Regions from separate parts of the Mus musculus genome. Here all the other regions are linked to region 1. Evidence: chromatin loops called from intact Hi-C (ENCODE). Cell type or tissue: left cerebral cortex. All regions are shown on one strand. Region 1 holds the start of Ror1 (receptor tyrosine kinase-like orphan receptor 1). Region 2 overlaps Ror1 (receptor tyrosine kinase-like orphan receptor 1). Region 3 overlaps Ror1 (receptor tyrosine kinase-like orphan receptor 1).

Region 1 (8,000 bases):
ATTGCCTACACAATGAAAAGGAGGAGTCAGACCCAGGTCTGTCAATGCCAAAGCCTGAGTTATAGCCATTAAGCTTGGCTAATGGGTTCCTCTGATACTACTCTTTTTACTAGAACACGGAAAATGAATAATCTCTGATTAGTGGGCTGTGTTTTTAACTAAGTGAAGGAAATAACCATATACTTTTACATATAACCAAAAAGGTTTTCTCTCCTCCACTCACTCAGCAAAACTGTGGTCCCCTTAATATATTTGCACAAATGCATAGTCTATTTCTCTGCAAATAGACATTTATGTCAAGCATACATAAGGTTTAAAAGTATCAGTTCTCCATAGTATGCTCTATACCGTTTTTGGTGTTTTTGTTTTGTTTTGTTAATATTTGAAGCAGTGTAAGTGCTTGTCATCAAACCACAGGCAGAATGTTCCTTTGGATGCAAGCGACATGCATTTAGAAATATTTTAAAAGTCTAATTTGGAGCCTATTTTCACATGCAGGAGACAGGATAAAAGAGATCAAAGCTGAGTTTTTGAAAGAACTCTTGGTCTTAGGAGATGTCACAGTCAAGTAATGTGCCTTCCCTATGAACGTGAGGAGCTGAACTCATTCCCCCAGCACTCACTCATATAACCTGCTCATATAACCCCAGGCATAGACAAGCCCAGCCAGCCCAGCTGGGTAGATGACCTCCAGCGGAGTAAGCGAACGTGTCTCAAAAATCAAGGTAGAGATTGATTGAAGAAGACTCTCAACACTGACCTCTGGCTTCAGAGGAATACCCACATGCCTACACATGTGCACACATCCACAGAAACACAAACATATATTCACCACACACTCACATACAAAAGTAAAATAAAATAACCCCTAAGTATCCCAGCCATTGGAGGAACAAAACAGCCTAGTGTGTTTTCAAATAAAGTAAATCACTGATAAGCAAGCACTGCCAGAGGCAATCTGACCATACACCCTCTACCTATGCCTCTGGGTGGTGCCTCCTTGCCATCAAGGTAGGATTATCCAAACATCCCTAATAAAAGCTAAAGCTGACTGATAAGGGCCCTCAATGAATTCACCAGCAAAGCTAACAGGCTCATGGCCCTCAGGAGACTCCTATACTAAATGAAGCAGGGACGGACACCTACTGACATAGCAATTGGAGACTTAGAAAATGACAGCTGAGTCTTGGGACACCTCCCTCTGGCTTCAAGCAGCCAAACCACAGAATGAGCACAGTTCTGAGAAAGGCTCAGGTAGGTTCCAACAGTCTGGAGCTCTTGGGAGCAGTAATGAGTGTTTATACCTTTGGGCAGGTAGGAGGTAGCTGGGAGGATCAACAACTAGCAGGTCAGAAACTATGTACATAAAGGCTTTCTCCTCCCTGCCAATCAAATAGAAAAGGGATGAGAGAAATACCGAAATACTGATCCATTTTTAATTTTTTTAAAATAACTTAATAGATAAAATATATCTCCTCTCAAGCTTATGTCCTGAGCCATTGACAGGCAGGGTTGCCTTAGGAATCTCAGGCCAGAACAGAGATTTACAAAAATGAAAAGGGATTTAAGACGTGGTAAGACAGCAACAGGTTTGAACCCATTATTAGAATAAGGAACAGGAAGGAAAGAGAACTTTGGGTAGCTACTGACAACGGTATTGTTTTTACATTGGCAAATTCATTGCGTGGGTGGCTTTTTTAAAAACAGATGACCAAAAAAGGTAAACACCCCTACATCCCCCATCTCATCCCATCCCAATCAGCAGAGGCTGTGACCTCAAAATCACTGGCTGATGAAAGGGTAAGAGAAAGTAAAGGAGCGCACAGGAACAATGGAATTAATCAAGGCCCCCAGGCCAGGAATCCAGCCTTAGGTACCATCACCCCAATTGTGCTGGACACGGGTCGGCAGCACGGCCCCATTTTCTGCTTTTCACCCAGGTGTAGTGGCGAAGAGCCAGATGTTTGGCATCCCCAAGCAAAAACATCCAGGAGAGCAAACTGTTTACATTTCATCAGGGTTTTCCCTTAAGATAGAGCACCCCTGCTGATGTGCATCTTAATGGAAATTAGAAACTGTATTCACACCCCCCCCCCCGTGGAGCCTCTAGATTAGAATAACGACACTTCAGAACTCTGTTGGGTGAGCGCTGCTCCCATCCCAGAGTCACCTCCAGGAGATCAAAATCCGCACCCAGCTTCCTTGCTGAGAGCTTTGTACCAAGAAAGTCACCCCTAACTTTTAGTAGAAACTAATTCAGCAGTCATTCAGTGAGTGGTTCTTTTCCCCAGCTGTTCAGTAAACTAGACTCTTCCCTAACTGGCTTACAGATGAATGGTAAAGATATGAATGGTAAATATTTCTGTTTATCTAGAGAGGCTGGGGGCTGGAAGTGGGGGCGGGAAGAGTTCAGGGGCTCCAACACCCCCTCAAGGGATGCATGTTAAAAGTGAGGCCCAAGACCCCCAGAGACTTTAATCAACTTTCCCCCTCTAACTTCCAAAGAATGAATTGGTTGTCTCCACAGGCGCAGCGGGCTCTTCCCTCTCATTGTGTGCAGGCTCAGACCCAGCGAGGATCCAAGCTTCCCGCAGGGAACTAAGACGCTCCGGCTGCCGGTGGAGGCTTTCTCTAACTGTAGCGATTGTCTCTGGAGATGACCAAAATCAAGTATGCATTAGATGACCTCTATTTCTTCCACCTCGACACACACACACACACACACACACACACACACACACACACTTGCACACGTGCACCCCGGAGTCCAGAGTATTTTGGAGCAGCAGGCCGCCTCTAACTGCACAAAGTGGCAGCGGAAGAGCAAAGGTTTTGGTCTGCAGGATGACCCTCTAGAGGGCAGGAGGCTCCGAACACCAAACAGAGAAGACGCAAGGACAAGGGAGTCCTGGGAGTACAGGGCTTTTGTTTGTATGGGTTCGCGGACCGCCTGGGCTCTGTCGGAGGCGCCACTGAAAATACAAACTCTTTCTGGGATAGAGAAGTAGATAAACTGGACCCCAGTTGGGGTGCGGTAGGAATCCAGAAAGAGATAGGCAAAGGATCAGCATCTCCCCCAACATACATACACACACACACACATACACACACACCACCTCCAAAGTTCTTCTACACTTCCTGTCAGCACTGACAACCACAGCTGGATGCCTACGACCAGTCCTCCAGAGCCCAGCCCGCAGCCGAGCTTCAGAGAGAGTCCTGGATGGCCTCCCTCGGGCGGCCCGTGCAGGCGGCGGTCGAATGACCAGCTCCGGGACCGGCGAGGCGCTCACCGGGCACTCAGCTCTGGGGGGGGGCGGACGGTGGAACCCGGGCGCGGGCGCTGCTTACCTTGGGCATCAGCCCCGCGTGCGGCCAGCAGCAGCGCGGCCAGCAGCGCCAGCGGTGGCGGGCGCGTCCCGCGGCGGCGCGGCCGGTGCATTCCTCCTCTCGTGGCGGTGCTGGCGGCTCCCTGGCGGCGCGCAGAACATCCACGGGTTCGCCCAGGGCTCCGGGTCACTTCGTCCTGCCGCAGGCACTCGCAGGACACCGGGGGGCCTTTGCAAAACTCTTTGTCCCTCTGACCTGCTCCCTCGTCTCCGCTCTGCCGCCCTGGACCTGGGAGCGCGGCTCCTCCCGGTCGGTACTCCGCAGCAGCCCTGACTCAGCCGGCTGTTCAGTCCTAGGCTCTCTGTGTCGCTCTTGCGAACCGTGTGTCTCCGGCTCCGACTGCAGAAGAGCGTGCCCAGTGCCTGGAGCTGCGGTCTCGGGGCTCACTAAGCCGAGGCTCCTCCAGCTCTCCACGATCTCTCTTCTCGCCCAACTTGTCACTTTCCACCAACTCCACAACCCAGCGCCCCAGCCCGGACCAATGGCAGAGGCGGGCCCAGGCCGGGGTCCCAGCGCCCTCTACTGCTACCTCCTGGACTCGCACCTTCCAAGGCATCTCGGAAAGCAGCTACCACACCTCCTGTTAACCCATCATCCCCCCTCCGCCCCCTCCCCCTCCCCCCCAACCCCACTCCCCACCCCCCACTCGCTGGGGACCAGCCATTGATGTTGATGGGACCTTTGAGACATTTTGACGGAGAAGGACTTTAGGGAGATGGGCTTCCAGTGTAAAGTGTGACTGGATAAGTTAGGAAGCCCAGATTTTAACTGTCTTTCTCTGCCACTGCCTTGGGTGAGGGAACATGTACAGATATTACACCGTGCCCCATTTAATTTCTTCTTTCCCAAAAGTTGCTTAAGGGGGAGCCCAAATACAAGTGACTCATGTGTCTTCTTGTTTTTAATCCTAGGACCACTACATCTACACCAAGCTCATCTGATCTGCTTCTTTTAGGACATTAAGAGAAGATTCATCTTCGTTCTTTATTGTCACTGTCCCCCCGGCCTCCTGAAAGTTGTTTCTCTGCCTTCTGAACATGAACAGAGTAATATTTCAGTTTGTCTTTTTAATATTTTTTATATCACATAAGTGTTCTGTTTCTTTACATACGGTGTATTTCTCTTGCTCTTGCTCAGCTAAGCAAGTCTATTACCTCCTATTTACATTACTTACAGTGTTTTTATTTTTTTCTCCTGGTTTGCCGTTTATTGGTTTTGTAATTCATAAATGCTCTTGGGAGTTCAGTACCAAGAACACCCTGGATCATATAAAGTGAGCACCCACTGTATGCCAGACTGACTTGGATTCCAAGGATGCAAGAGTAGCTAAGGACCCCTGTCAATATTGTTCCCCAGAACACAAAGATACTCAGAATCTGTCCATGGTCACCTGGCTTCCTACTAAGTACCTTCTGCTTGCCTGCTGCATTATAGACAGTGAGACATATTGCAGTTTTAAAAGTTGGTGTGCAGAGACAGGAGTCTAGCACAGCTATCCTCTGAGAGGCTCCACCCAGCAGCTGACTCAGACAGATACAGACACCCACAGCTAAACAGCAGATGGAGCTTGGGAGAATCTTATAGAATAGGAGAAAGGATTGCCACCCCTGAGGGGATAGGAACTCCACAAGTAGACCAACAGAGTCAGCTAACCTGGACCCCTGGGGCTCTCAAGAGACTGAACCACCAACCACAGAATATACACAGGCTGGACCTAGGCCTCCCCACACATATGTAACAGTTGTGCAGCTTGCTCTTCATGTGGGTCCTGAACAACTGGAGTTTGAGGTATCCCAAAAGCTGTTGCCTGTGCCTGGATATGTTCTAGCTAGGCTACCTTGTCTGGCTTCAGTGAGAGAGGATGCACTTAGCCTCAAAGGCACTTGATGTGCCAGGGTAGGGGTTACCCAAGAGGCCCTCACCAGCTCAGAGAAGGGAAGGGGTTGGGGAGGGATGATGGGAGGGTGTGACCAGGAAGGGGGCAGTGAGTGAGATGTAAAGTAAATAAGTATTATTATTATTAATGATAATAATTTTTTTAAAATATTGTTTTGCAGAAAGAAAATGAATGACTTGTCCACACTCCCTATGAACCATGGACAATACCCAGACCTGTTCCCATGAGGAGGCTGAAAGACCTTAACTGAAGCCCCGCATGTTATAGGGTCTCTGTAAATGAGTTTAGATGGGATCTCTCTCACCGCTGCCTCTTGGACTCAGCGTTAGGATTTTATAATGAGCTGTCACTTTGCTGGGGATAAAAACTCTGTTTTGACTGTCTCTGTTGCCTGGGTTCCTCAAACAACAACCAGAAGAACTTGATCCGTGAACAAGAGTTAGACCACAATCTGAAGAATTTTTTTTTATCTGATTAGTTCCTTGTCTTCTTTGTCCCACGTGCTTCTGATGCTCCACAGAGAGCAGGCTGGGAGAGCAGAAACATGAGCAATAGGCAATGTGCATCCCAGCAGTCACAGACTCTAAACTTCCAGCCTGGGGCCCGCAGGTAGGTGAACAACCAGCCCCTGTGGGAGAAATAATCACCTATTCTTTGCTAAGACTGGAGAGCAAGAGCCAGCCCCAGCTGCCTTAATGGTTTTCCCTCTTTCTGTGAGTCTGACCTCAGGTCAGGGAATGATCGACAGAAGGCCTTCGGGACAACCAGTTCATCCCCACAAATTGGTGTCTTCCAAGTCTCAGTGCTTGTGACCCACTCAGTCCTGTCTCCGTTATTTCCAGTCACTTGCCTGGGGAACTTACGGCAGAAGGTCCTCTTGCTGGGAAAGTGTCTTTCATGGTTGGCTTCGGTATGCTGGGGCCCAGAAATCAAAGGAAACTCAATTATCATGCACAGCACAGGTGGCTCTCCCTCCATGATAGTGTCAAAAGCTGTCAGGCAGGAAGCCTTCCTGTCCTCACAGCCTGCCTCTGACCTCCCAACCCCCAGCGGACCAGGTATCTTAGGTAACAGACAGCTGCCACTACTGAGTCTACAGAACTTAATGGCACTTTTATCAGTACTTAAACCTTCCAGGGACTTAATCACAGAATCATAGACATGGGGAATGTGAGAGTAGCAAAAGACTGTGGAGATGGGCTGGTGCACCCTCCTGGACAGTTTTACATAAAAGAGCTGTGGCATTCAGGGAGATAAACCCTCCCCACCCAGAGTCACAAAGCTGCCCAAAACCAAGTCTGGAGCCCAGACAAACCAGCCCAAGGTTGGGCTTAAGCCCACACCAGTCTCTCTCTCTCTCTCTCTCTCTCTCTCTCTCTCTCTCTCTCTCTCTCTCTCTCCTCTAATCACTCCTGCCTTGTGTCTTGTGGTAGGTTAGGAGAAAGACTTCAAGCAATTGAAATGTCTCTCTTGCAGGCTTCCCCCGACCAAGTCCTTGTCTTTGCCAGGATGGTATTGACACAAACAGATCAGAGAACACAGTGGTCTGCGAATTGTATCTTGGATATTCTGAGCTTCTGGGCTAATATCCACTTATCAGTGAGTGCATACCATGTGTGTTCTTCTGTGACTAGGTTAACTCACTCAGGATATTTCCTAGTCCCATCCACTTGCCTAAGAATTTCATGAATTCATTGTTTTTAATAGCTGAGTAGTCCTCCATTATATAAATGTACCACATTTTCTGTATCCATTCCTCTGTTGAGGGACATCTGGGTTCTTTCCAGCTTCTGGCTATTATAAATAAAGCTGCTATGAACATAGTGGAGCATGTGTCCTTATTACATGTTGGAGCATCTTCTAGGTATATGCTCAGGAGTGGTATAGCTGAGTCCTCAGGTAGTACTATGTCCACTTTTCTGAAGAACCGCCAGACTGATTTCCAGAGTGGTTGTACAGGCTTGCAATCCCACCAGCAATGGAGGAGTGTTCCTCTTTCTCCACATCCTCTCCAGCATCTGCTGTCACCTGAGTTTTTGATCTTAGCCATTCTGACTGGTGTGAGGAGGAATCTCAGGGTTGTTTTGATTTGCATTTCCCTGATGATTAAGGATGATGAACATTTCTTTAGGTGCTTCTCAGCCATTCGGTATTCCTCAGGTGAGAATTCTTTGTTTAGCTCTTTATCCTATTTTTAGTAGGGTTATTTGTTTCTCTGGAGTCTAACTTCTGGAGTTCTTTGTATATATAGGATATTAGCCCTCTATCTGATGTAGGATTGGTAAAGATCTTTTCCAAAATTGTTGGTTTTGTCCAATTAACAATGCCCTTTGCTTTACAGAAGCTCTACAATTTTATGAGGTCCCATTTGTCAATGCTTGACCTTAGAGCATAAGCCATTGATGTTCTGTTCAGAAAATTTCCCCCTGTGCCCATGTGCTCAAGGCTCTTCCCCACTTTCTTTTCTATTAGTTTCAGTGTATCTGGTTTTATGAGCTCAAGAAGGAGGAAGACCAAAGTGTGGATACTCTGGTCCCTCTTAGAAGGGGAAACAAAATACCTGTGGAAGGAGATACAAAGTGTGGAGCAGAGACTGAAGGAAAGACCATCCAGAGACTGCCCCACCTAGGGATCCATCCCACATATAATCACCAAACCCAGACACTGTTGTGGATGCCAACAAGTGCTTGCTGAAAGGAGCCTGATATAGCTG
Region 2 (8,000 bases), 310 kb before region 1:
CTAAAAAACATAAAAGAAGTCCAGAGTGCTAGTAAGAAACAGAAGGGGATTTGTCCTTCCTAGCAACAGTTTGGGTGTGGGGAGGGGCGGGGTGGGGCAGGCTAAGCACCTGGAAGGTCTTTCTCCAGGCAGATTAGTGCAGGGGTGGGGGTGGGGGGCTGGGGGGGGGGAAGGGAGGGGATCTGTATGCTGGGCTTGGACTCAGGGCCTGCCTTGTACTTATATTCCTGGGAGGATTTAAAGCTTATGCTTCAGGAATAAAATGACTTTCTGCAGTGTTTCTAACTGGGGAATACAAGAAGAAATGGGATTGGGGAGGCAGCTGGGGCACAGGAGGGATTTTTCATGGGTCAGAAGTTAGTGGTTCAAGGAGGATTCAAGGCAAACTTTTTCTTCTATTCCAACTGGGGGTGTCTAGAGATAACTTATGGGAAGTCTACTAGGGGCAGCCTGTGTTTCAAGTGGGAATTGGGTTGTTTGTGCTGATGACGTGGGCCACCCATGAGAAAGCAGGCTCTCTTACATGGTCCTTCAGCTGGCCACAGGGTAAGATAGAAATGTTATACACTAACTCCACAAGTGGCATTAACTACCAAAGAGAATTAATTCTAGATGAACGGCAAACAGGCAGAGGGACAACCTGCTGTCTGGAGCGGGGACAGGACAGAGACAGGGACACACCTTCATGTGTATTTACCAAGTATGGTCTAGCCCACACAACATGAAACATGTGCACACCTGATATGAGCACACCTGATACCTTCCCAGGGCTATACAGCTTCATTCCTTTCTATAACACTCCTGTTATCTTCAAAGTGAACTCCACATCCATCAGACAGTCCCTCCCACCACCACAGCCTCAGAACCTCAAATATACTTCATGTCTCAATGAATCTGTCCATTCTGGACACTTCATAGAACTGGGATCATGCAGTGGTTTCTTGTGTTAGCGTTATATTTCCAAGTTTCACCCAGTTGTGGCATATGTCTGCTTTTCATTCCTTTCATTGATGATATTTCAATACGTGGACATACCATCATTTGTTTTATTAAAAACAAACAAATAAACAAACCCAACCAAGCCACTTATTTTGGGACAAGGTCTCTACTATCCCAGGCTGGTCCTGAACTCACAAACTCACAATGTAGGGAAGGATGGCTTTGAACTGATAATCCTCATGGCCCCATCTTGAGTGCTGGGATTACAGATATACATCACTCAGTTTATGTGATTCTGGGAATGAACCCAGGGCTCTGTGCATGCCCTCCAAACATTCTACCAACTGAGATACATACACCCCCAGCCCCTTTTGTGGATAGTTCTACCACAAACATTCTTAAAACCAATTTATTTTTATTTTTATGTATTTGTGTGCTTTGCCTGTATGTATATGTGTGCATTGCATTCATGCTGGTGCCTATGCATCCAGAAGAGGGCATTGGATCCCCCAACTGGACTTAAAGACAGTTGTGAGCTGCCAGGTGGGTGCTGGGAACTGAACCTGGGTCTTCTGGAAGAACAGTAAGTGCTGTTAACTGCTGATAATCTCGCCAGCCGGCATTGTGATTATTTTTATCTGAATTTCCATTTGAAGACCTGTTTCTAATTCTTTTAGTTATAGGTTCAGGAGTGGAATTGCTGGGACATTTAGTAATTCTGTGTTTAAGTTATTAAAAAAAAATCCTGTATTTTTTTTTTTTTAATTCTCTTTCCATGAAGTTTCGTTGAGGCAATTCTATCTAATCTACCGCAGAATGCTCAGGCACGGTATACGGCTCACTAGAAGGTCAGTGGTCAGTGGGTGCTGTCGTTGTCCCAGTATGAACAGTTACTGTGTGTCAGGGCCAGGTTTCACCACTTACTTTTATTTATAGGATCCGCCATGGGAATGCCAATCCGTATGCAGTTTGCAGCTTCCGGGCTCTCTGGCTGGGGGAGATCCTCACAGTTTGGTAACTTCAGCCTCATCAAAATCATGGGATTTGATCTGGCAAAAATGTACTCTGTCTGACACAGGACATTCTCCAGCACTTCACATTCATCACGACACAAGTCACGGGGCTTTGGGACAGATGAGGTTTCGTCACAGTACGGGAAGGCGTAGTGGCACAAGGAAGGGATGGCGAACTGAGAGCACTTATCAGATAAATGGCTGGAGGTGCCAATCATGGTGAAGGCAGCTGAAAAACAAACAGAGCTATTAACTCCCAGGGGCCAGGGTTTATCTCTGCCGTGATCCAGTCAACAGATACCAGGGAGAAATACACTGCAGGGAATCTGCTGGGCTGAAGCCCACAAGGCCAAGGGAAGGAGATTCATTTCAGATGTCTAAGCATCTCACTTTCACGGGCTTGAAAAAATCATTTTGACTACAAAGTTAGAAAAACAGGATTGAATTACATATGTACCATTTCCTAATAAAAAGAATTAATTGGGTTAAAGTACAATATATTTTTCTTTGTTTTTTTCTCTCTACAGAGAGAGTGTTTCACCCTGTACTTTTTTCTTTTTCTTTTTTTTTTAATTAATTTTCTGAGGCTCTAAGACATCTGACAGCCCAAGGTCAGAGCTTGTTTCAGGCAGGGTTGAGCGGAACATAGCACTGCGTTGCCTGATGGCAAGAGTTGTTGGGTGGCTTTGTATCATTTGCTTCGTTTCATCGTGCCTTGAATACTGTCTATTCCATCTTTGGAAAATGACGCGATACACCAGAAGACCACAGTTCAGTTGTCCCAGTGTGCATCTCCATATCTTGGGGTCTGTTAGCCTAACCTCACACTGCACAGGGCATTGTCCCAGTATGTGTTGTGGGATCTCAGGGTCTGTTAGCCAAATCTTACACTGCAGGGCATCTATCCCAGAAGTGCACCAGCCCTGTAGGCCCCCCAAGAGGCTGGTTACATTGTTTCACAAACTGAGTTCCTTGGGACCATTAATCCCACAGTTTATCAAGGGCTTCTGAGAAGGGCCACAGAGGCTAACAAGTCTGGGAAACGTTGGGTCAAAAAGAATGAAATGAGTTTTCCAAAAACAAAATGGAACTATAATACTTTCCAGCAAGCTGATACCCATGGAACATGTGCAAGAGAGGGCTATTATACATTGTTTACCAAATATTTATATCAGAATGCCATTTATTTAATGTGTATCCTTATTTTAAAGTGTGTCCAAACGCTCTTATACTGGGTAGAAACCCTGGGCTCAGTGGCCCCTCTCTGTCCAGCCTGTGTCTACTCTTGTTTTCAACCTCCACCCCCGCAGCCCCCCACCCCTGAGGGCTTCAGCAAAAGCCACTCCACTTCCTGTCCATGTTTTGGTTCAACAGTTCCCCTCAGCTGCTTCTCAGTTCTGTCAAGTTGCTCAGAGAACAGAGTTTCTGGCCCTTTCTCTCTCCCATATTTCTGTCCTGGATTGGTCCATATGTCTCCTAAAATCTTCAAGTCAAAGTGGTGCATGATGGCCTGCCCCTCCCCCCAGTCTTGTTAGGAAGTGTTTCACTTTGGGGCTCATGGAGAACAGCAAGTCTCTTGATGTTGTCTCTGTAACAACAGCTCTGGGATCAATGTTCTAGTCCTTGTTTGTTCTAGTCTACACCATGCTGCCTCCAAACGCAAGCTCTGTGAGGGTAGAGACACACCTGGCTCCTTCACGCCCTCATAGTCCCGAGTGTCCAGTCTGGTCCCAGGGTACCGAAAGCACTCAGGAATATTTATTGAGTGTTTGCACGAATGTGAGACTTCTCGAAGCTTCCTTTTCCTCCAAGGCTAACCTCTAATAAATTATTTTAATGTAAATTCCAGAGCACAGAGATCACATCTTATGCCTCTTTATGGTCCCACTCCCAACCCTAAGCTTAGCCTAATTCTCTGTCAGGAAAGAAGCCCAGAAAAACTCCTGGCAAGAAAAAAAAATAGTTAAGGAAGGCTAAGTATCACTTCTTTGATGTTACCTACCTGTGATCTGATTTTCTATTTCCCCCTGCATATGCAAAGACTCCATATACACAGTGCGGTTGCCAATAAATCGTGCACATGCAATGCCTCGGTACGGCTGACAGAATCCATCTTCTTCATACTCATCTCTAAAAACAAAGCACAATGATTCTTAGAACAGAACTACCCTCACACACTACTCACTCTGGCTTTGCAATGCTCTAAATGGTCACAAGGGGGCGCAGTTGGGCACCATATAATGAAGACTACATTTACAGACTTTTTTTTTTTTTTTTTATAAATTCAGTTTTCAAACATCCCTTAAAACATCTGTTGGTCACGTTGGTCAAGTTTCCTACACCCCCAGAAAATCATCCTGAAGCGCAAAAATCATCCTTAAATATGGGAAAGAACTTTTATTTTTGCAGCTGGTGGTGTGCTGGAAGATGATGTAGCCCTGTGAGGGAAGAGGAAGCAAGCTGGAAATCTGGGCACATGCGCTACAGTTTTGTTTTGTTTTGTTTTTCTAAGTGCAGATTATTTCTGCTCCATTTGCTACAAAGGCGTGCGCACATTAGCCACAAGATCCACACCAACTGACATGTCAATTAGGAGATCCACAGGGTAGGAAGCTAGTATGGCTAGGAGGGAGGATGGGAGGGTTTCCTGGCTCCTCACTGGGTACAACTTGTCCTGTCTATCTTCAAGAAGCCAGAGCAAGCCACAGACCAAAAGACTGGAGACCAGCCACTCCAAAGAACTCCGAAGCAAGCATCAACAGACACTTTACCTCTCTCTGACCGTTAAAACTTTAAAAAAAAAAAAGGCCATAAGATTTTTGCTACTTTTAAATTAAAATAATAAGTGAACAAGGGAAGTGATTTTATCTTGAAGACAGGGGACGCCAGGCAATGACAAGAAAGCTGTAGTGCCACAAGTCATAGGACAGGAGACCAGGATCCAAGACGGACATCCCACTCCTCAATGGGGATGCACAAGACACAGGGCAGAGCCAGAGGGTAGAACAACAGATGTAGGCTCCCCTGAAGACTGCCTGCTACATCTGTGAGTTCACCTTTACCCCAGTTCTTCCCCTCTGGCTGATGTCAACACCCGTCTCCACGTATCACCCATTTGCCTTTCTTGACTTCTAAGTTAGAAGACAGGGTACCAAAATATTCTTCTTGTGCTCTCTAGGCAGGCTGGCCAAGACCTGTGCATCATGGTCCTTTGCCTTTAAAACAGGCTATAACTGGCCTCTTTGCCCTATAGGTATAAGCTATATGACCCCATCAAATAATATAAAAGCTTATTATTTGTTTGTGTGTTAATTTAGCAGTGCTGGAGATGGAACTAGGGCCTCATACAAGCCAAATGAGTACTTGCCACTGAGCTATGACCCCAGACACATTGATTTTGTTTATGACTGGTCTTTATATGTTGTCCAACCTCACTTTGAAGGTGTACTAGTTCTACCACAGTCTCTCAAGTGGCTGGGAGCTACCATGACTGGCTGCTAGAGAAGTCCCTTGAGACTGCAGAGATAGCACATAGCTGTCACTAATGTATTTATGGCAAACTTAGAGGACACTCATTCAAAAGGAAGACATTTGCTAAGTGCTTAATTTTTCTTTTCTGTTTGTTTCTCTTTCCTTCCTTCTCTCTCTTCCTTCCTTCCTTCCTTCCTTCCTTCCTTCCTTCCTTCCTTCCTTCCTTCCTTCCTTCCTTCCTTCCTTCCTTCCTTTCCTTCTCTCTCTCTTCCTTCCTTTTTTTCCTTCACTCTCTCTTTCTTCCTTCTTTCTTCCTCCCCCCCCCCCCCACTCTCTCTCTTTCACTATGGCCATGAGCAGAGCTATGTAGCTAGGTTTTGCTACCTACAGGTTTCCTATTCCTATGAGACTAGCAGGCTGAGGGTAGCCGCCAAAGGAGTGAAAAGCCATGAGACAGGATTCTCATTTTCTGCAGCTTCCTACACCAAGTCCCTAGACTTGAAGATGAAGATGAACTGAACGTCTTAGGTTCATCCTGAAATAGTTTGTAGAGCAAAGCCTTGGAAACTTCAAACCCATAACAAAGGAGCGTACCGTTTGCCTGACAGGAAGACCTGTGACTCCAGAGCTGCCCAGCCCCTCACGCACCCTACGTGTTTACTGTCAGAAATCCTACAGTAATGATGGAAGCCCTTTTTTGGCTTAAATCTTACCTGGGTTGTAAAATTAACCCAACTTTTATTGGGTAACGAATACCATAAACCTATAGGGAAAAGAAGGCTCTGGATGACCTCAAGTTGCTTTCTGGAAACCGAAGTAGAGACCAGGGTCTGCCCTGACGCACACTGTCCCTGCTACCCCAGGCCTTGCTCTCCTGTTCCCCCACATTAGTGGAGCCAGGATGTTTAAAGCATCTTTGTGAGAAAAGTTTTCCCTCCCTATGTTAAACTCTTAAGGTTTTCATTTATATCTCTTGGGAGGACAAAATCTTGGAACTACCCCCAGATATAAATCTCTAACCCACTGGGAGTTCCTATAGTTTATGAGTGAGGCTTAAGCTAAACTTCTTACCACTTTTCAAGTTCAAGACTCCTAAAAGTACTAAATATTTCTTCTTTTTCAAACTAAAGTGAGATTCAACTGGTTGGCTGCCCATTTCCAATCACCTGTTCACAGTTGCAGGTGTACTGGATTTTATTTTTATTATTATGCCCAGAACTTCTGCAATTTTGACCACTCTCTCTGGGACAGAGATTTCTTAACGAAAGAAAAAACAAAAACAAAACAAAACAAAAAAACCCCAAACCCAAAACAAGCAAGTGAGTATGCATTGCATCTGAGCAACTTTCAGCCTTGGCTGTATGTTAGGCTTTCTGCAGAAACACTTGAGATGGCTCAACTGCTAAAGCTGCTACCTACAGGCTGGACCATCTGAGCTCTGTCAACCCTTGGAAACTCCCTGTCTCCACCATGTAAGTAGAAGAAGAAAGCTGATATCACAATGTTGTCCTCTAACAACAGAAATGTGGTAGCATGCCTACCCAAGTACACCACACATATAACAACAACAACAACAACAGCAGCAGTTCTTCCAGAGGAGCCTGGTTCAGTTCCCAGCACCCTCATGGCAGCTCACAACTGTTTGTAACTCCTGGTTCTGACACTCTCACACAGGCATATGTACAGGCAAAACATCAAAGCACATAAAATAAAATAAGTTAAAAAGGTGAGAGAGAAAGAACAGTTCAACGCTTCCTAGTCCTTAGGCCCCACCTCCTGTCTATGGGGTCAAACTGTCAGGCTGAGCCTCTAGAATCTACTTTGCTCCAAGCAATGCCGCCCAGCTCCTCCCCTCTTTTATGGAGGGATAGTTCCAGCTCCGAGAAGTTAAGTGATTCCCTGGGATATGCAAAGGCAGTAGGTGATAGCCAGGGTTGAACTGCACTTATGAGCTCAGGCCACTTTACTGTATTGTCAGGTCTGTAACAGTTCTGTGCCTCGGGACTGCTGAGGACTAAATCTATTCACAAGACGTTATAGCAAGTTTTTATTCTGTCTGAGGCACTGCAGATTTCATATGCTTATAAAATACATGTCAAGCCATTTAATAGACAAGAGGATTATGAAGCACGTAGAGGTGTGACTGCTCCCATTTTGGAAATATAGGAGAACATGATGAGGAACAGCGATGTGTAGCTAGTTCTGCCTTCCCTTTACGGTGTGAGTAGCAGCCATGGGGCTGGCTGGTCTCCTACCAATCAAGACCCAGCCACCCTTTCCTTTGCCTTTAGCAGTGGGCGATCTACTAGCATGTACTTCTCCTGATCATGTCTCTTGCTCTCTACCTAAAAACAGGATGCACCAAGGTAGCACAGTCAGGGTGCTGTTGTGGAGTCATGCCACTATCTATCAGGAAGCAACAGGCATTGGGAAAGGGCACCAGGAACCCACTGTTGCCACCTGGATGCTGACTGCATGCTGAGTGATGGTTTCCCTGTGTCTCTCCAACGTCCTTCAGACCAGATGCTGGTTCCTCAACTTTGACCACCAGCGCAGTTCCTATGTGGGGTCCAGCAG
Region 3 (8,000 bases), 120 kb before region 1:
CAGTTGCCCAGGGTTTTTTGAGCCCCGTGATCTCACACAGCCTGTGACATGATGAGATATGACAGGTCTTGGCTAAGGAAGCCTTACGCACAGCAGAGGAAGTTGGCAATCACTTTCATTATTGTTGTTATTAGTTTGAGTAGTTCTTTTCCTCTGCAGGCCACTGCTAATTTCTAAAGCCAGATGGTCATCATAGTCTGTGGGACTTCATGGGAGCAAATATAAATAGTGTGGCTTGAAGAACAGAACTGAAGTCCATCTGGTCCGTTTGGAGGTGATGGACCTATGCTAAGTATCCAACTTCCTCTCATCTGAAATGCAGGCAACAAAACCACAGACTCAGGGCTGTGAGGATTGCACAGATCCTCACAGAAAGTATGAGGGCTTCACATACTTTCAAGCACATGGAAACCACTCAACAAAAGCCCCTCTTTACCACTCCCACCAATACTAAGAACGAGAGCAAACTTGCTGTCTCCTGCTGCAGGTCTTCTCTGTTCCTAGGGGAAGCGAGCTGTAGAGTTCTTTATGAAAGTCAACACATTTAAAACCAAAGACTTCTGAAACAATTCTTTCACTTGCAAAGAGATGTGTGTAACCAAGAAACTCTTGGCTTCATCCTAAACTGGAATCTGGTCCTGGAATAACCTGTACACAATGAGCTGTTGGTGTCACAGACCTATAAGAGTTTAGCAAGCACAATTTGGGAGCTATGCCATTGAAAGGGATCCCCCCCCTTTCAAAAAGAAACTGATGCAAGTGAGCATCCCCAAGCTATAGGTGCCCCATTTCTTCCTAAGAGTGTTATAAAGATTATATAAAATATATTGCAGGAAGTAATAAATATTACCCCCCTCTCTAATTTCCCTTTTCAACAGACTCCTATAATAACAGCAATAGTTATTGTTATCGTTACTTAAGTGCTGCTGTTCAAATCCAGAGCCTCTCAAATGCTCTACCACTGAGCCTCAACCCCAGCTTGATCTCCCCTCAGTCTTAGTAGGTTCAGCACAAAGAGGGAAAAGACACGATAGCTTTCTAGCTATCAAACAGGGTCTAGGGAAATTTGGAGCTGAGCTGGCTTGTTCTAGAAAGATCTGCAGCTTAGCTTCCCTAGAAAGTCTTCACAATTCATGAATATAGAATAGTCTATGATCACACAACCTGCGACCCCTTGGACAAACATACAGTAGTAACTCACAAGGCTTCATCCCCCTCCCCTAGCAGCTTCCTTTGTAGCTTTTCTGTTTCCCCCAGAAGCCTTTGCGTGTCCCTCTCATCTGCCACCACTGGGATAGATAGAGTTCTCCCACTCTGGAGCAGACAGAACACAAGCTACCAGTTTTGTTTTGCTAGTGGGGAAACCCAGACACAGACTGCCTATGGCTTTCATAACGCACAGTCTCCAAATGCGCCCTGGCCTCTGGTCTACCACTTGTCTCTGCTATACCGCATAAATCACATTCTAAAGGAGACAGCTGGCACTGCTCCTTGAAGGAATGCTGGGAGTGCCACTGGGCTTCGATGAACCAGTCACTGGGTACGTAAGGTGGTGAGGGTGACTGTGAGGACCCTGCTAAGCTGAGGCCTGCTGCCTTTGTGGTGTGCAAGCTACCATCTCTTCTTGCAATTGTCCTTGGGTTGCCTTTGTCATTCATTGGTTCCCTTACACCTTGACACTCCAAGGGCTCACATGAGAATACAGCATCACCACCCCCAGAGAACATGTTAGAAATGCAGACTCTCGAGCTCTACCATAGCACAGCCAACCCAGATAAGGCATCACTGCATGATTCTCAGGAGAGCCTCTTGTGCATCCAAATTGAATATAGTACTGCTCTCATGAACACAAGGTGTGTTGAGTAGTCAATTCAGAATGTGAGATGCTGATAAAATATCCATACTGGCTGCTTGGTTATGATTACTGAATTGCTTCAGTCTTTGATTGTCTACTCAGGAATTCTGCCAGGACTGAGTCCTGGTGCCTGGCATACAGTAGTCTTCAATAAATATTTATAGGAGGAACTGAAGATAAATTATCTAATAAATTGGTACGTTCATAAAGTCTCCCCTTGTTCCTACTGTTTCTTTCCTCTGGAGAGTTAGCTGAATTTATACATGGAAAAAAATAGAGAATAGTGCCAGACAGATACCAAGCGCCGGGCCTGTACTAAGTGCCCTATTAACAGGGTGTGGAGGAGCTGAATTCATGCTGGTGCACTTTGACTTTAAGAGGTCATACATAGCCTGGGCCACCTTGGAACTCCGTGAGAAGGTCGGCTAGTTGAAGGGAAGGAAGAAGACTACACTCCGAAGCATATACTAACGCATAGAGAAATTATTCCAGAGGATTCCAGGGAAATGATTAAGTGTCCAGGAGAGGTGGGTTGACAGGTCACTGGCTGTGGTATGTAAACTATGTTTGGCATAGTAGCAAGAAGCAAAGTACTTCCTCCTATCTGTGTCTGCCTCTTGTCTTACTTTTGATATGATGATAAGGGAGACAGGCTAATGAATCATGGTGGTGGACAAGGGCCTGACAGACAAGCTTGATCAGTCCACAAAGACAGACACTTTAGGTTCAAAGAGAGCCTTAGATCTTAATGAGCTTCTCTTGCTAACCACCTCTCCTTGCCTTTGCCTTGCTCGTTCCCATCAAAGCCAGCTTCCTCCTTGACTTCACCCTGACAAGCAGGAAGCTTTCCATTGCTCTGTCATAGGATGCAGGTTCCCTCCCCACTGCCAATGCTGCAACCCCAGGTGTGCTGGGGGTCTCTACCTCCCGCCAATACTCCCCTTATTTGGCAGCTAGATGTTATTTTGATATTTAATTTTTGTCTATTTAATTTTGCAAATATACTAAAAACTTCCATCAGGTCAGGGTCTATCTATATCATGTATTTCTTTGAGATTGCCCATTAATGCCTAAACATATGTAGCATGTGCTGATAGCATGTACAAATAGAGGAAAGAAAGCTAAGAGGTGACAGACAGTTTCCCCGTGGCATTTAATAAAGTAGCAGAGCCTCTCTAACAACCTCCGCATGCAGTGTCTTAAGCTTCGTTTGCCTCTGCTAAACTTAGATTTAGCAGTTGTTCTAGAAGATTGAGCCATCTCATTTTCTCTACATTCTTAGGGCTCACCAGATCACAAAGGAAGCATTCTCTGGGGCAAGTTTTAAGTTATTGTATCATTTCTGTATCACAAATACTTAGTGACTACTCAATAATTGCCAAGGACTATGTTAAATGTTTAGCCACATTAATCATTATGACAGCATGACGGTGCTGGCACATAAGATCTCCTCCTGTATCAAGAAACAGACTCAGTACTGGTCACTCAAGGTCACAGAGTCAGGAAGCATGTGAGCACTTACCTGTGATCCTCCTGTCACCAGGCATCTTCATCTTTGGGGAACTACTGGAAAGATTCTCTAATAGATCGGTTATCTAACGCAATCAAATCTACTCAGTGAATATTGTACATAGGAAAATTCTACCTTTAGGGTAATCCAGCACTGGCTATAAAACATACTCTCTAGGCTGGCTTTTGGCATAAATGTCAAGGACAAAATAATTTTTTTCTCTGATTAAAAGAAAACGTTCTCAGTGGCAGCTATTAAATTCTGCAACTAAAGAAAGAGGGCATTCATCCACACCGGCTCTCTTTGCTCCTTATTCACAATGCTAAGCTCCTATTAGTTGTAAAAAAACAAAAAAGCATTTTTCAACATGTAAATATAATACAGTCCTGCCCAAAACAATGTTAATTTTTTTAAAAATTATGTATTTTCTTAATACATGAAGAAAACCAGCTCTACACTTTGACCCCAGGCACTGAACCATCATTTCAAAAATGTTTCAAAGCATTCTTGTCCCATTATTTACTCTCTAGATATTCCTGTTTTTTGTAAGAAGTGTCAGTTTGAAAATAAGAAAAGAAATCCAGATATGCATTAACAATAATTAATATTGACCTTTCAAGACTAAACGGTTGCATCTCCTTATCAGACTTCGCCTTTTCCCAATGAACAGTCAGACAATTTTTGGATCTTTATCCTTAGGCCTGCACGGCCCTGTCCTCAGATCCTGGGAAGCAGGTGAGGTCCCAGGACACTCTCTGAGCCCTGGCTGCCTGTGAAACCATTTCACACACTCAGCCTCATGCCTCACGACTTGTGTGGGCAGCATTTGGCCGTCTCTCTATTTACACAAACTCCCTAACGGTCTGGCACCACTGACGTCTCAGAGGGAGGCACAGTACATAGAGTGTTTCACAAGAAAATCTTTAAACAAAAGGAATTAAAGAAAATCCCTGTTTAATAGTGAGTTTTTAACCAAGCTCCTAAATTCTCGAGAGCAGTGAAATATTAACTTTCCCCAAGTGGGAACACAGAGCTCGCCTTGTTTCTCTTCATACTCTTGGGTCACAAACCCTCCGGAGAGGAGCGTGCTCCTTCTTAAGAACCTACTGAGATTCCTCATCAGTAGTGGTTGGGAAAGCACAGGATTTGGGCTCACACAGATCTGCGTTCAAATCCTGTTTTCCACCCTCCTCGTGTCTCAAGGAGTTAGTGTATAAATCAGGGATGAAAGTGGTAATGACCTCACTGCTCCTGGATTCTGCAGCAAAAGGTGTCCGCTCAGAGCAAGCACGCAGTGTGGGGTGGCTGAAATACAATCAGCCTGCTGTCATCTGGACCTTTGAAGGGACCTTTCTTCAGCAGAGAGCAGGAAACAGTGACAAAGGTCAGGAACCAGCCCTACTCTGTGCCTCTGGCTCTGGTTTAGTGCCCCCTTGTGGCTACCCTTCCTAGCCCTCCTTCCTTGCCTTTGTGGTAAACCAAGCAGTACCTAAGTCATTCAGGGTCATTCCATCAGAAGGTGCTGTGGGGGATCTGCATTACAGAGTCACTGTTTTGTGCTGTCTGCTAAAGGCTGAATTAGTGTGATCAACTTGACTGATCACACCCTCTTCCACAGCACTGTGGGTCCCAAGTGACTTCTCCTTACTGCCTCGGCATGAAGCAAGGAAAAACACACCCTCCGTCAGTACCCTGTTACAAGCCCAAGAGGGTTCTAGAGAATCCCAGGGCAACCATTTTTCTTGCCCATGTCCCAGAGCCATGGTGGCATTCCACACAAGAGGCCTGCTTTGACCAGGAGCAGGTAGCAACTCTAACAGCCTGCCACATTCCCCACTTCCAGCCACAGCCATTTCCTGTGGCCAGCACGCTCCCCGCATGGTCTAGAAATCCTTTGCCACATGGTTCCATTTGCCTGTACGTTCAACCTTGATTTTGTGGCATGTACTCGTTTTGGCTATGTAAGATGTTGACTCACTAAGGTGACACGATGTCATTTCTGCATCAGTTTCCATGAAATAACATATCATATAATCATGTTGGGGGGGGGGAGGTCTCACTACAAAAAGTTAAATTTTTTGATTCTTTTTTTATTAGATATTTTCTTTATTTACATTTCAGATGCTATCCCGAAAGTTCCCTATACCTTCCCCCCACCCCCCGCTGCTCCCCTACCCACCCACTCCCACTTCTTGGCCCTGGCATTCCCTTGTACTGGGGCATATAAAGTTTGCAAGACCAAGGGGCCTCTTTTCTCAATGATGGCCGACTAGGCCATCTTCTGTTATATATGCAGCTAGAGACACAAGTTAATTTTTAAAAAAATGATTGGAAGTTAAATACAATTGGTGGATATTCAATCATGTGTCTAATACAATTAAATGAGAAGCCATTTTATTTTAATAGAATGAATAAAAACTTAAAAGTATACACTAAAAAATCAAAAATAGAGTTTGTTCAATTGTAGAATTATAACTGTAGAATTTTTTCCCCATCTCATTTGCTTAGGTGTTTTAACTAAGATATGTTCTTCAGTTTTTCACTCAGCAAACACTTGTACCTTCTAAGTATCAGGCTTGTGGCAATACCAACATCACTACAAAGCCAACTTAGCCTGAATGACCCCCACAATATAACAATGGTACTCAACCTGTGGGGTCATGACCCTTTGACAAAACTCTGTCTCCATAAGTATGTAAGTATTTACATCATGATCATAACAGTAGCAAAATTACAGTTATGAAGTAGCAATGAAAGCAATTTTATGGTTGGGGGTCACCATAACATGGGGAACTGTATTAAATAGACACAGAATTAGGAAGGTTCAGAGCCACTGAACTGGTAGAGTTCACAGAGATCAATCAAATAAGTATACAAATTCATCCTTATAATCAGGGACAAAAGCCACAAAGGGAGGACATGGGGTACCAAGAGCAGTGTAAGAGAGGGTCAGTATCTCTGACTGGTGGGCTAGATTCAGAGAAAGCACCCTAAAGAAATAACATAGGGCACCAACTATGGACAGAACTGAGGCTGAAGGGAACTGAGGAGGAGGAGGCTCTGCAGGCAGGGGACCAGTACAGGCTCGCTCGGTTGGGGGCTGCCAGTGCAATGACCACCCAGGGATGAGCATCTGATAGATGGATGGGCATAAGGCAAAAAGCAGTGGGGACTTCTGTAAGAGAAGTAAGGGTTTCTGCCTCTGTTTATAACACAGTGGTAAGCGTAGAAGCAGGGGGTGACATGATCAGGGTTGGCCACAAGGGTGACTGTCTGCTGGGCAATGTCAAGGGATCCAAGCAACCAACCAACCAACCAACCAACCAACCAACAAACAAACAAACAAAAAGGATGTAACACCAGGCAGTGGTGGCTCATGCCTTTAATCCTAGCACTTGGGAGGCAGAGGCAGGTGAATTTCTGAGTTTGAGGCCAGCCTGGTCTACAGAGTGAGTTCCAGGACAGTCAGGGCTATATATACAGAGAAACCCTGTCTGGGGGGGGGGGGGGGAAGGGGGGAGATCCAGACTGAGACTCGGTGGATGTAGCAATGCTGGCTGGGGTAAGACCTTGGAGCCAGTCAGGGCTCTCTCCCTTCTCTAGTTTCTGCTGAGAACAAAGTGAACAGCAGTGCCTGGGCACAGAAAGACAAATTCCACTGGCACAATGTTCAAAATGCTATTTTATCTCAAAACCTGGAACCAGTGCTTTGGAGAACAAACGGCAGGTGTATTTACATTAAACATGAAACCCCTTCCGTCCTGTGTTTGTGAAGCACACAGTCTTTTCTTCCCAGCTTCACTGGGGGTTGCCATCTACTATCTCCAATTACCACGCTGCAGTACTCCCCCCCCCCCGCCCCGTCCCGACAAATCTCCTCCTCTCCTCCCTTACTCCTTTCAACCCTTTTTGCAATTATATGCCAGTTGCTTCTGCACCCACAGAAGTATCGGGGCCCCCACAAAGCTCTTCTTCTCCCCTTCCCACCACAATGGTGTCCAGATCACAGGGATCAGGTTGAAGTTATTGTTCCTCCTGAAAGAAGGTTTCTGAGAGCCTCTCACGTGAACATCTCAGCACATCAGGGCAAGGAAAATGGGGGTGGGGGAGCTTCTTCTAGTGGTGGAGGTTAGGAATAGACTGGGGATAAAAACAACCCCACCATTCTAGGATGTTCCCCCAGAGAACGAGTGTGCAGAACAGAATCAGATTCCTAGAAGAACACATGTCTCATAGAGAGGGATCCCATACTGTTTCTTACCAAACAATGCCATTAAGGCATAATCCTTCCCTGGGTATGACTGACTCACTCACTAGCACATTACAGGGTGCTTAGTATCTTCAGTTCTACTAAGTAACAAGTGCCAGGAGGAAACACTCCTCACACACCACACCCTCTGCTATCCACTTCACCCTGCACACCAACTAGCAGCGTTTGTCCCGCTTCTGCCTCAGACTGGAAGCTGTGCAGGAATGACTGTACCAGTACTCAGAAATGTGGTGTCAGAATCAAAACGGGATTTAAAGTCTGACTTTGCCACTTGTTAGTTTAATGAAGATGTGGGCATACCACTCAGCCCTCAGACACTCTATGTCCTCATCTTTTTAAAAGAAGATGTTCACATGGGGACTAAA

The links. Hi-C counts contacts between places; a loop is a spot of excess contacts. Peaks named below come from ENCODE experiments on the same cell type or tissue, not always from the same donor. Only the 100,000 strongest peaks of a DNase experiment are listed, where the experiment ranks them.
Region 2: it touches region 1 in a loop (8-fold over the local background); 19 of 42 quality-filtered maps call a loop at or near these places.
Region 3: a loop joins it to region 1, with 2.0 times the contacts of the local background. A loop is called at or near these places in 9 of 42 quality-filtered maps.

What each region holds. Positions count from the first base shown.
Region 1 is chr4:100,091,661-100,099,660 of GRCm38, reverse strand. It overlaps Ror1 (receptor tyrosine kinase-like orphan receptor 1), which reads right to left and starts at 3,870. Exons shown (of 9, transcript NM_013845.5): 1 at 3,352-3,870. The coding sequence starts at 3,442. It overlaps Gm35701 (a long non-coding RNA gene), which reads left to right and starts at 4,018. Exons shown (of 3, transcript XR_376465.2): 1 at 4,018-4,183; 2 at 4,302-4,436; 3 at 5,448-6,904. In left cerebral cortex, a CTCF peak has its summit at 3,895 (motif pointing left); DNase peaks (open chromatin) are centred at 3,210, 3,889, 4,177, 4,906 and 1 more place; H3K4me3 peaks cover 1,125 bases.
Region 2 is chr4:100,403,895-100,411,894 of GRCm38, reverse strand. Ror1 (receptor tyrosine kinase-like orphan receptor 1) reads right to left here. Exons shown (of 9, transcript NM_013845.5): 5 at 3,955-4,082; 6 at 1,864-2,181. Among named protein-coding and RNA genes, the nearest start is that of Gm35760, 14 kb to the right of the region's middle. In left cerebral cortex, a CTCF peak has its summit at 4,158 (motif pointing right); DNase peaks (open chromatin) are centred at 4,167 and 4,459.
Region 3 is chr4:100,211,278-100,219,277 of GRCm38, reverse strand. The region is part of intron 1 of Ror1 (receptor tyrosine kinase-like orphan receptor 1); the gene reads right to left. Among named protein-coding and RNA genes, the nearest start is that of Gm12701, 96 kb to the right of the region's middle. In left cerebral cortex, a CTCF peak has its summit at 4,805 (motif pointing left); DNase peaks (open chromatin) are centred at 4,176 and 4,797.